2 separate regions of the Homo sapiens genome follow, and region 2 is linked to region 1. The links are chromatin contacts, found by Hi-C or POLR2A ChIA-PET in ENCODE. All regions are on one chromosome and are shown on one strand. Each heading gives the region's core, a stretch centred on a gene start or an enhancer-like site at or near the end of the contact. The rest is flanking DNA. Distances are from core to core; before and after follow the strand shown. Region 1 has its middle 3.5 kb from the start of LINC02771. Region 2 has its middle 21 kb from the start of BATF3.

The links. Hi-C counts contacts between places; a loop is a spot of excess contacts on that map. ChIA-PET counts read pairs that join two places held with the same protein, here RNA polymerase II (POLR2A). Pooled maps may share reads with other maps.
Region 2: a loop to region 1 is called in a pooled map, with 2.2 times the contacts of the local background. The contact joins two enhancer-like sites. A Hi-C loop is called at or near these places in 4 of 168 maps with a recorded cell type or tissue (K562, MCF 10A, PC-3 and 1 more) and 6 of 50 pooled maps. POLR2A ChIA-PET finds 5 or more read pairs at or near these places in 7 of 52 experiments (IMR-90, MCF 10A, RWPE1 and 3 more).

The regions. Positions count from the first base shown.
Region 1 is chr1:212,473,958-212,478,757 of GRCh38, forward strand. No RefSeq gene overlaps it. Among named protein-coding and RNA genes, the nearest start is that of LINC02771, 3.5 kb to the left of the region's middle. Within about 2 kb of position 3,359, at least 3 of the 41 ENCODE cell types and tissues checked have a DNase peak (open chromatin) inside an H3K27ac peak, as active enhancers do.
Region 2 is chr1:212,718,466-212,723,373 of GRCh38, forward strand. No RefSeq gene overlaps it. Among named protein-coding and RNA genes, the nearest start is that of BATF3, 21 kb to the left of the region's middle. Within about 2 kb of position 3,220, at least 5 of the 41 ENCODE cell types and tissues checked have a DNase peak (open chromatin) inside an H3K27ac peak, as active enhancers do.

The DNA.
Region 1 (4,800 bases), core at 2,109-4,608:
CAGGTGCAGTGACTCATGCCTGTAATCCCAGCACTTTGGTTGGCTGAGGTGAGAGGATCGCTTGAGGTCAGGAGTTTTGAGACCAACCTGGGCAACATAGCGAGACGCCATCTGTATTTAAAGAAAAAGAGAGAGAGAGAGAGAGAGAGAGAGAACAGGTGGCTTAAGATAGGCAGGTGAGGAGCGGGGCCCTCAGTGTGAGCCAGTTATTGTCCATGCAGCCCTTTGGCCAGCCCTAGCTCTGCTGCAGTGTCTGGATCCAAGGGCTTCCCTCATGTGCTGGCTCAGCCTGGCTCCTCTGCTCCTTCACAGGTCCGCGGATCAAAACTCTTTTTTCGTATTTCCTTGAACAAACCATAGGTTGTAAAACTGCTGCAAACAATTATTGTGAAGCCAGAGGGAGAAAATATTAAGATATGTGGTGCTTTAACTTTTTGACTGGACTCACAGTAAGAAATGTATTTTATATTGTAATCAAGTGTGTACACACACACACACACACATATACACTCAGATACACACAACTAAAACAGAAATTTTCTTGAAACAATTATTAATTGTACTATATGCAATACACTTCATGTTTTGTATTTCATTCAATTTCATTTAAATAAAATGTGATTTGAGATGCTAGTTAGTGGGTCATGAAATCAATTTAGAGACTCTCAAACTACATTAAAAAACACCAGGTTAGCTGAAGATGCTGATAGCTAGAATAACGAACAGACTGAATAGTTCATCTGTCTTGACTCCCCCTGGGACCTGAATTTTCTGAGGTCAGAGGCTGAGCCCTCCCTGTAAGTCCTAATGTGGGATCCTGCACCCATTAACCTTCTGAAAATACAGACACTATGGCAAACACCAGGACTCCAAGCAGAAAGGGGGTCCAGGGGAGAAGGCAGGAGGTGCCTGTCTTCAGAGTTAACATTTCGTTGGGATTTATTTAGCCATAAAATGACTTCCAGGGAACAGGAAACAGGTTGAATGAGGCTAGAGAACAAGATGAGGACATTAGAGGCAAAACACTCCCCAAAGCTGTTCTGAGCATCCTGAGCATTGCTGTGTGATCAGCACAAAGAGGAAGGAATAGCGAATGGTTAAGAGGATAGACTCAGGAGCCAGCTGGCCTTGGGTGGAACCTGCCTTGCTATGCCTCAATTTCCTTATTCCTATAAAATGGCGATGTAGTACTATTCAATTCTTAAGAGTTGTTACCTAATCAGTATGCCAGTTATCAATGCTAAAAAAATAAAGCAGCTGAACTGCCCACACAAATCAGGCTCCAACTCTTGCCAGCGACGGTCAAGATTTTGGGGCTCCAAGTATGTGGGCAGGTCCGTGGCTTTCTTCCACATTGTGCAGAAAGGGGAGAATGTGGGTTTCTGGGCGCAGCTTTGCAATTCCAGCAAGCCTGGCATATGTCTTAGATGAATGAATAAAGGATGAATGGGTTCTCTTTTCTCTGTCCCCACTGACATTGCTTAGCTGAGGGCAGGGCCTCAGCTACTAGACTCTCTATTCCATACTCCACACTCTTGCTAAAATGATCTTTCTAAAGTGCAAATTTGAGAATGTTTCTTTCTAGGAGGAATCCCTATATTATGCCCCTGCTTAAACCCTTGGAAGGCTTTCAATGGTCTATGATGCATTCCAAACTCCCTTCTAGGCAAAGCCTCAGGCCATCTCTCAAACCCACTCTTCTTCTTTTTTATTTATTTATTTTTTATTATACTTTAAGTTCTAAGGTACATGTGCACAACGTGCAGGTTTGCTACATAGGTATACATGTACCATATTGGTTTGCTGCACCCATCAACTTGTCATTTACATTCGGTATATCTCCTAATGCTATCCCTCCCCCAGCCCCCAACCCCCTGACAGGCCCTGGTGTGTGATGTTCCCCCGCCCTGTGTCCAAGTGTTCTCATTGTTGAGTTCCCACCTATGAGTGAGAACATGCGGTGTTTGGTTTTCTGTCCTTGTGATAGTTTGCTGAGAATGATGGTTTCCAGCTTCATCCATGTCCCTGCAAAGGACATGAACTCATTCTTTTTCATGGCTGCATAGTATTCCATGGTGTATATGTGCCACATTTTCTTTAACCAGTCTATCATTGATGGACATTTGGGTTGGCTCCAAGTCTTTGCTATTGTGAATAGTGCCACAATAAACATACGTGTGCATGTGTCTTTATAGTAGCATGATTTATAATCCTTTGGGTATATACCCAGTAATGAGATTGCTGGGTCAAATGGTCTTTCAAGTTCTAGATCCTTGAGGAATTGCCACACTGTCTTCCACAATGGTTGAACTGATTTACACCAACAGTGTAAAAGCATTCCTATTTCTCCACATCCTCTCCAGCATCTCATCTGTTGTTTCCTGACTTTTTAATGATCGCCATACTAACTGGCGTGAGATGGTATCTCATTGTGGTTTTGATTTGCATTTCTCTAATGACCAGTGATGATGAGCATTTTTTCCTGCGTGTTGGCCACATAAATGTCTTCTTTTGAGACGTATCTGTTCCATATCCTTTGCCCACTTTTTGATGGGGTTTTTTTTTTCTCATAAATTTGTTTAAGTTCTTTGTAGATTCTGGATATTAGCCCATTGTCAGATGGGTAGATTGCAAAAATTTTCTCCCATTCTGTAGGTTGCCTGTTCACTCAGATGGTAGTTTCTTTTGCTGTGCAGAAGCTCTTTAGTTTAATTAGATCCCATTTGTCTATTTTGGCTTTTGTTGCCATTGCTTTTGGTGTTTTAGTCATGAAATCCTTGCCCATGCCTATATCCTGAATGGTATTGCCTAGGTTTTCTTCTAGGGTTTTTATGGTTTTAGGCCTTACATTTAAGTCTTTAATCCATCTTGAATTAATTTTTGTGTAAGGTGTAAGGAAAGGATCCAGTTTCAGCTTTGTACATATGATTAGCCAGTTTTCCCAGCACCATTTATTAAATAGGGAATCCTTTCCCCATTTCTTTTTTATTTTTCAGGTTTGTTAAAGATCAGACGGTTGTAGATGTGTGGTGTTATTTCTGAGGCTTCTGTTCTGTTCCACTGGTCTCAGGCCCATTCTTCACCACCCTCTTCACACCCTAGCTTCTGGTCCTACCAAATAATTTGCATTCTCTGACGGTGCAATATAATCTCAAGTCTCCATGGTTTTGCCCATGTCATTCCCTGCACCTTGCCTGTCACAGCCCTGCCAGCTGGTCTGGCCCCATTATAAAGACTTATGACGCTCAGTGGAAGCACTGTGTCCTCTGACCTGTAGAGCCGGGAGCTTCTCCTCTGTGCTCCCACTTGCTCTGACATTATTCTGAGGAGGAAAGCTGAAAGGCTTGCCCGGCTTCTGGACTCTGGCCACTAGAGAGCAGTAGAGGGTAGACAAGCATCTGGCCTGGGAAACCCCAGACCTGCTCTTCTTGCTCTGTCCTTCCAGACACCGCCACATCTCACTCCCGGAATCTGCACAGCCCCTTTGTGGGTCTCTTGGCATCTGCCACGCCATCTTCACTTTTATGCGCAGAGCTGGCCAACCAAGGGCACTGTTAAAAAATAAAATTTCAACATAGTGAAACAAGTAATTGGCTTTCCTTTTTTTTTTTTTTTTTTTTGAGACAGGGTCTTGCCCTGTCATCCAGGCTGGAGTTGCAGTGGTGCGATCTCGGCTCACCGCAGCCTTGACCTCCCAGGCTCAAGCGATCCTCCCACCTTAGCCTCCAGAGTAGCTGGGACTACAGATGCGCACCATAAAGCTGAGCTATTTCTTTTGTAAAAGAAGGGGTTACACCATGTTGCCCAGGCTGGTCTTGTGCTCAAGTGATCTGCCAGCCTTGGCTTCTCAAAGTGCTGGAATTACAGGCATGAGCCACCACACCCAACCTTTTTTTTTTTTTTAATTGAGACAAAGTCTCACTCTGTTGTCCAGGCTGCAGTGCAATGGGGCAATCATAGCTCACTACAGTCTTGAACTCCTGGGCTTAAGTGATCCTCTTGCCTCAGCCTCCTGAGTAGCTGGGACTGCGGGCATGCACCACTGTGCCTAGCCCTACTTGGCTTTTATTAGTGATCCAGGAATCAGACAGCATATCTTCCAAAATAGAGGGAGTTCCACTCGGCACGACAGATCCATTGTAAGGTAGCTTGAGCAGGAACAAGGAAACAGAATACCACAAAAAAGCAGATGAGTTAACGTCAGGTTGCTTTCCTTATAAGGGTTAAAGGAAAGAGGACTATCTTATCGTGCCAGCTCAGGTTTACTGGGCCCTTTCCAATTGGTTGCCATAAATCTCCTATTTTTAGGAAAACATGATCTGTTAGGGGATTTTCCTGCTTCATAAAGTTTCAGTTTGATTATGCAGCACTTAGCACGAGTGACTCCATTTTGGCTTGGTCTGTTGGGGCCTAGTGTAGGACCTCAGTCCAAAACAATGGGCTCCTATAAATTTTATTTAACATCACCACGGAGTGGGGCAGTGAGTGAGAGGGGTGAAGTGTGACAACCTATAGATTGTATCTGTGAGTGCTCTTGCTGCAAACGGCAGGAACTCACTCTGGCTAACTCAAGCTAAGAACGAGCTTATGAGAAAGAATATTGGATGGTTTACAGGATTGATTCGTGTCTGGCAAACCAGGTTCGGGAAAATGGGCAGGGAACACCCTGAAGGCCAGGTAGCTAAGAACCTAGTCACAGCCGCTCAGCCTCGGGGTCAGGATGCCTGTGTGAATTCTGCTACCAGTTACCATGGACTGCTGGACTCTCGACCCCACTGCCATGGCTTGACCTCCCAGACT
Region 2 (4,908 bases), core at 1,970-4,469, 240 kb after region 1:
TTCAATTATTCCCCATATTGTGACAAATATAATCCAAAACTTTAGGCTGACTTTTAAGTCGTATATGGCACACTTTAAATTTACCTAATCCAGCTGTGTCAATGCCTCCCTATTTCCCAGCTTAGCTTGTTCCTCCCTCCACGATTTTGGCCATGTCATTTTCTTTGAATACAGTGCTGTCAACCAAAATCCTATTTACGCTTTAAATGTGGCTCAAATGCTCCCTCTATGGAGACTTTCTTGATCATTCCAACTGGAAGTGATTGCCTTCTTCCTCTTAACAACAGATTATAGAACGTCTGTCATATAATGACTGCATGGTTTGGTATCATAATGCACACAGCTGGGAAACCACTGGGTGGTCTCAGTGATTCAGAGCAGAAGTGTCTTATTGTTTCTTTACATCTATTTTATTGACTTGTAGGTGAAGTGCCTTTCCTTTATTAATAGTCTTTTTTTTTAGATGGAATCTCACTCTGTTGCCCAGGCTGGAGTGCAGTGGTGCGATCTCAGCTCACTGCAACCTCCGCCTTCCAGGTTCAAGTGATTCTCCTGCCTCAGCCTCCTGAGTAGCTGGGATTACAGGTGTGTACCACCACGCCCTGCTAGTTTTTGTATTTTTAGTAGAGACGGGGTTTCGCCATGTTGACCAGGCTGGTGTCGAACTTCTGATAACCTCAGGTGATCTGCCTGCCTCAGCCTCCCAAAGTGCTGGGATTACAGGCGTGAGCCACTGTGCCTGGCCTCTTTTATTAATATTCTAACTCACGTAGTGAACATTGTTAAAATTCCATCTCAAATGACTATATCCACCAAAAGTGGTGTATTGGATAAACTGCCAACTTGTTCAGCAGAAATATTACTAATATGATAGATTGGAGGAATAAATTATTCAGAATGCTGATAAACTCATGCTATGAAGTGATTTCCACATACATGTCAGTTAGATGTGGGAGATGAACTACCAGTAGCAAAACAACCGACAAAATGTATTTTACTTGTGTATTTATTTATTTTAGATCCAAGGGATATGTTTGCAGGTTTGGTACATGAGTAAATTATATGATGCTGAGGTTTGGGTTTCTAAGAATCCCATCCCCCAAGTAGTGAACATAGTACATGATAGGTAGTTTTTCAACCCATTTCCCCTCCCTCCCCTACTCCTTTTGGAATCCCCAGGGTTTATTGTTCCCATATTTGTGTCCAAGTGTACCCAATGTTCATCTCCCACTTATAAGTAAGAACATGATAGTTCATTTGATTTTCGGTTTCTGCATTAAATTGCTTAGGATAAAGGCCTCCAGTTGCATCCATGTTGCTGTAAAGGATGTGATTTCATTCTTTTTCATGGCTGTATAGTAATCCGTGGTGTATATGTACCACATTTTCTTTATCCAATCCACCATTAATGGGCACTTAGGTTGATTCCATGTCTTTGCTGTTGTGAATAGTGCTGTGATAAACATATGAATACAGGTATCTTTCTGATAGAATGATTTATTTTCCTTTGGGTATATTCCCAGTAATGGATTGCTGAGTTGAATGGTAATTCTACTTTTAGTTTTTTGAGAAATCTCCAAACTGCTTTCCACGGGAACTGTACTAATTTGCATTCCCAGCAACAGTGTATAAGCATTCCCTTTTCCATGAAACCTCACTAACATCTGGTTTTTTTTTTTTTACTTTAATAACAGCCATCCTTACTGGTATGAGATGGTATCTCATTATGGTTTTGATTTGCATCTCTCTGATGATTAGTGGTGTTGAGCATTTCAAAAAATCTATTTTAAAAGTCTGACTTTTGGCCAGGTGCAGTGGCTCATGCCTGTAATCCCAGCACTTTGGGGAGGCCGAGGCAGGCGGATCACCTGAGGTCGGGAGTTTGAGACCAGCCCGACCAACATGGACAAACCCCGTTTCTACTAAAAATACAAAATTAGCCGGGCGTGGTGGCGCATGCCTGTAATCCCAGCTACTTGGGAGGCTGAGGCAGGAGAATCACTTGAACCCGGGAGGCAGAGGTTGCGGTGAGCCGAGATCACACTATTGTACTCCAGCCTGGGCAACGAGAGCAAAACTCCGTCTCAAAAAAAAAAGTCTGACTTTTATTGTGAGTCAAAGTGGGCAACACTCCACCGAATTTTGAACTTTTGTATCTTCAAGCTAGTTAGCCGATGGCAGATTTTGGAGTAATTATTGTTAGCTGATAGTTTCAGTGGTCTGCATAATATAAAGGGATTTACAAAGACTAAGTCTAAATACACCTTTATATCATTATTATTTTATTATTATTATTATTATTTACAAAGTTCCCAAGAGCTAGAATGTTATGTCATTTTTTAAAGTAAGTGATTTCAGGCAAGTTTCATACAACATATCTATATATAAAAGTAGCCATGAATTTTTATATTTTGCATGGATACAATTTTATATACCAGGCGATTCCAGACTTTATTAAAAATTGAATCATAAATTTTTAAGTCACAGAAGACTAGAAGAGATTCCTAAAAATGAAGATTCTCATTATAAAAAGGGACACCACAGAAAATTTAAAAATTCAGAAAACAGCAATAATTATTGATCATTAATAATAAATTATATATTTAATTAATACATAGTGAAAATAATTCAGTTATTGTTACCACCAATAATCCCTTTACCCAGAGGCAACTGCTGATAACATAGATCTTAGAGAGATTGTCCTAGATCTTTTTTTGGTTTGCGTCTAGGCAAGATTATACCTGAGGTTTGGTTTTTGTTTTTCTTTTAACGAAGGACTCTGCACTGCTTTCAGCGTTCCAGGACTTAACAACACGGATGATCGGCAGTTCTTTGCGTTTATTTTTGGTCCTACATGTTGTTCTTCAAACCCATTTCCTCTTGTTCTTTCCCCAACAGAGGCAGAGAAGTGTTGGCCTCGAGCTCTGCCTATGATTTTCCTGCAGAACTAAACTACCACACCTTAACCTGCTCTCCTCAGGGGTGAATCAATTCAGTGTCTTTCCTCTTGGCAGGTGAGTCTCATTCTCCAATTGTTTTGCCACTTTGGGGCATCCCCTGAGCCTTCTGAGAGGTTGAGCGCAAGGCATATTTCTTCTAACAACTAGCTCACTTTATTGACATTCACCTACCTGAAAGCAGGAAGCTGGATCAGATAACTTTGGGGACTTCCTTTCAGTTTTGACTTTATGTGCGCCCTCTCGGGACCTGGCTTAGGATTCTGCTCATGGTAAATATTTGGTAAGCCTTACTGGTTGTATGACTCATGAGTGTGGTTCCTAATAAGAGTCACAGAAAACAGTAAAAGCAGTTCCAGGAATTTGCTGCTTACTCAGTAGTGGTGGATGCAGCAGGGAAAATAATGCAGGCTTCCTGCCCATTTCCCAGCCACTTCTCCGTATATGCACCTGGTCACAAAGGGATGGTCACAAAGACCATAAGACAGACCCCAGAGACCCCAGGCAACGTGTTCCCTGGCAGGGAGTGTGTCCTGCGGATGGTGTTCCTCAAGGAGCACAGGCTTCTTAGGGGCGGCTTTCACTCAACTTGGAAGGGAGGTCTAGGTAGAGGGGTTCACTCAAGTGGACTCCTTCTCATTTCCTCGTTTCTTTCTAAGGAAGCCACTTTTAAGTGTGATGGCATTGAGACTGTGTATTGCTGCACCCCAGTGCCAGTGAACCTATGAAATACAGCCGTGCTCACTCTGTGCCTCACATGGAATCTCTCTAGAAGTAACTGGGAGGCCAGAGCAGGAGGGAGCCCAAGCAGTGGAGTGATGGGGCCAAAATGATCATCTTTTGAGAGCTCAGACTCATCAACATTCAACCTTTGCAGAGGCACTCAAGGCCTTTACTTTTGCAGAAAGTGCCTGAACTAGTCTGTCAAACACCTTCCAAAACTGGCCCTTTATTCTTTGGAAAGTTATTCACTACTCCCGTTATTCATCTTGCTCTTGTGTCTCTGACGTTTTATTTAAGCTCATACCACTTGCTCAGAACACCCCCAATCAACCTCTATCTTCTCTCATCATTCTCAGGGCTCCTGAAATTACCTCTTCCAGGAAGTCTTCCCTGACTAACAAGAACAATGAAACTTCCTGGCTTCCTTCTACACTAACCGCTCTCCTCAAATAACTTCCTTTTTGTTTTCACAGAACATAAATGCTTCAATTTATTTATTAGTTTAATGTGTGTTTTTAGACTCTCAGGAAGGATGTAATTATAGATGATGACTTCTGAGAAGTAGGATGGTGTCCAGCTTGATGTGCAAATGGCCCCAACATATCAGCAGCAAACAAAGGCTGTTGCCACAGGTGTGACTTTGCAAGTAATTGCTCAGACTTTGCCTTCAGAACCTGTTCTATATTTCCAGTGGTGCTGCTTATATGTGCAGCATTAGCCAGATTCTTCAGTAGTATTCATTCAACAAATGCTTATTGAGAGCCTTTTATGAGCCAAGTACTGTTAGGTACTGGAGATGTAGTGCCCATTGAATTTTTCTTTGAGAAATTTTATTTTTACCAAGCTCCCAAGAGGTAGAACTTTATGTCATTTTTAAAGTAAGTGATTTCAGGCAAGTTTCATAAAACAAATCTATATATAAAAGTCACCCAGGCTGCAGTGATCTCAGCTCACTGCAACCTCCACTCCCCACCACTCCCCCACCCCGCCTGCCAGCTCAAGTGATCCTCCCACCTCAGCCTCCCAAGTGGCTGGGACCACAGGCGTACACCACCACACCCAGCCTTTTTTTTTTTTTTTTTTTTTTTTTTAGTAGAAATTGGGTCTCACCATGTTGCCCAGGCTGGTCTCAAACACCTGAGCTCAAGTTATCCACCCACCTCAGCCTCCCAAAGTGCTAGGATTACAGGCATGAGACACTGTGCCTGGCTGAAATTTTTAAGATTAT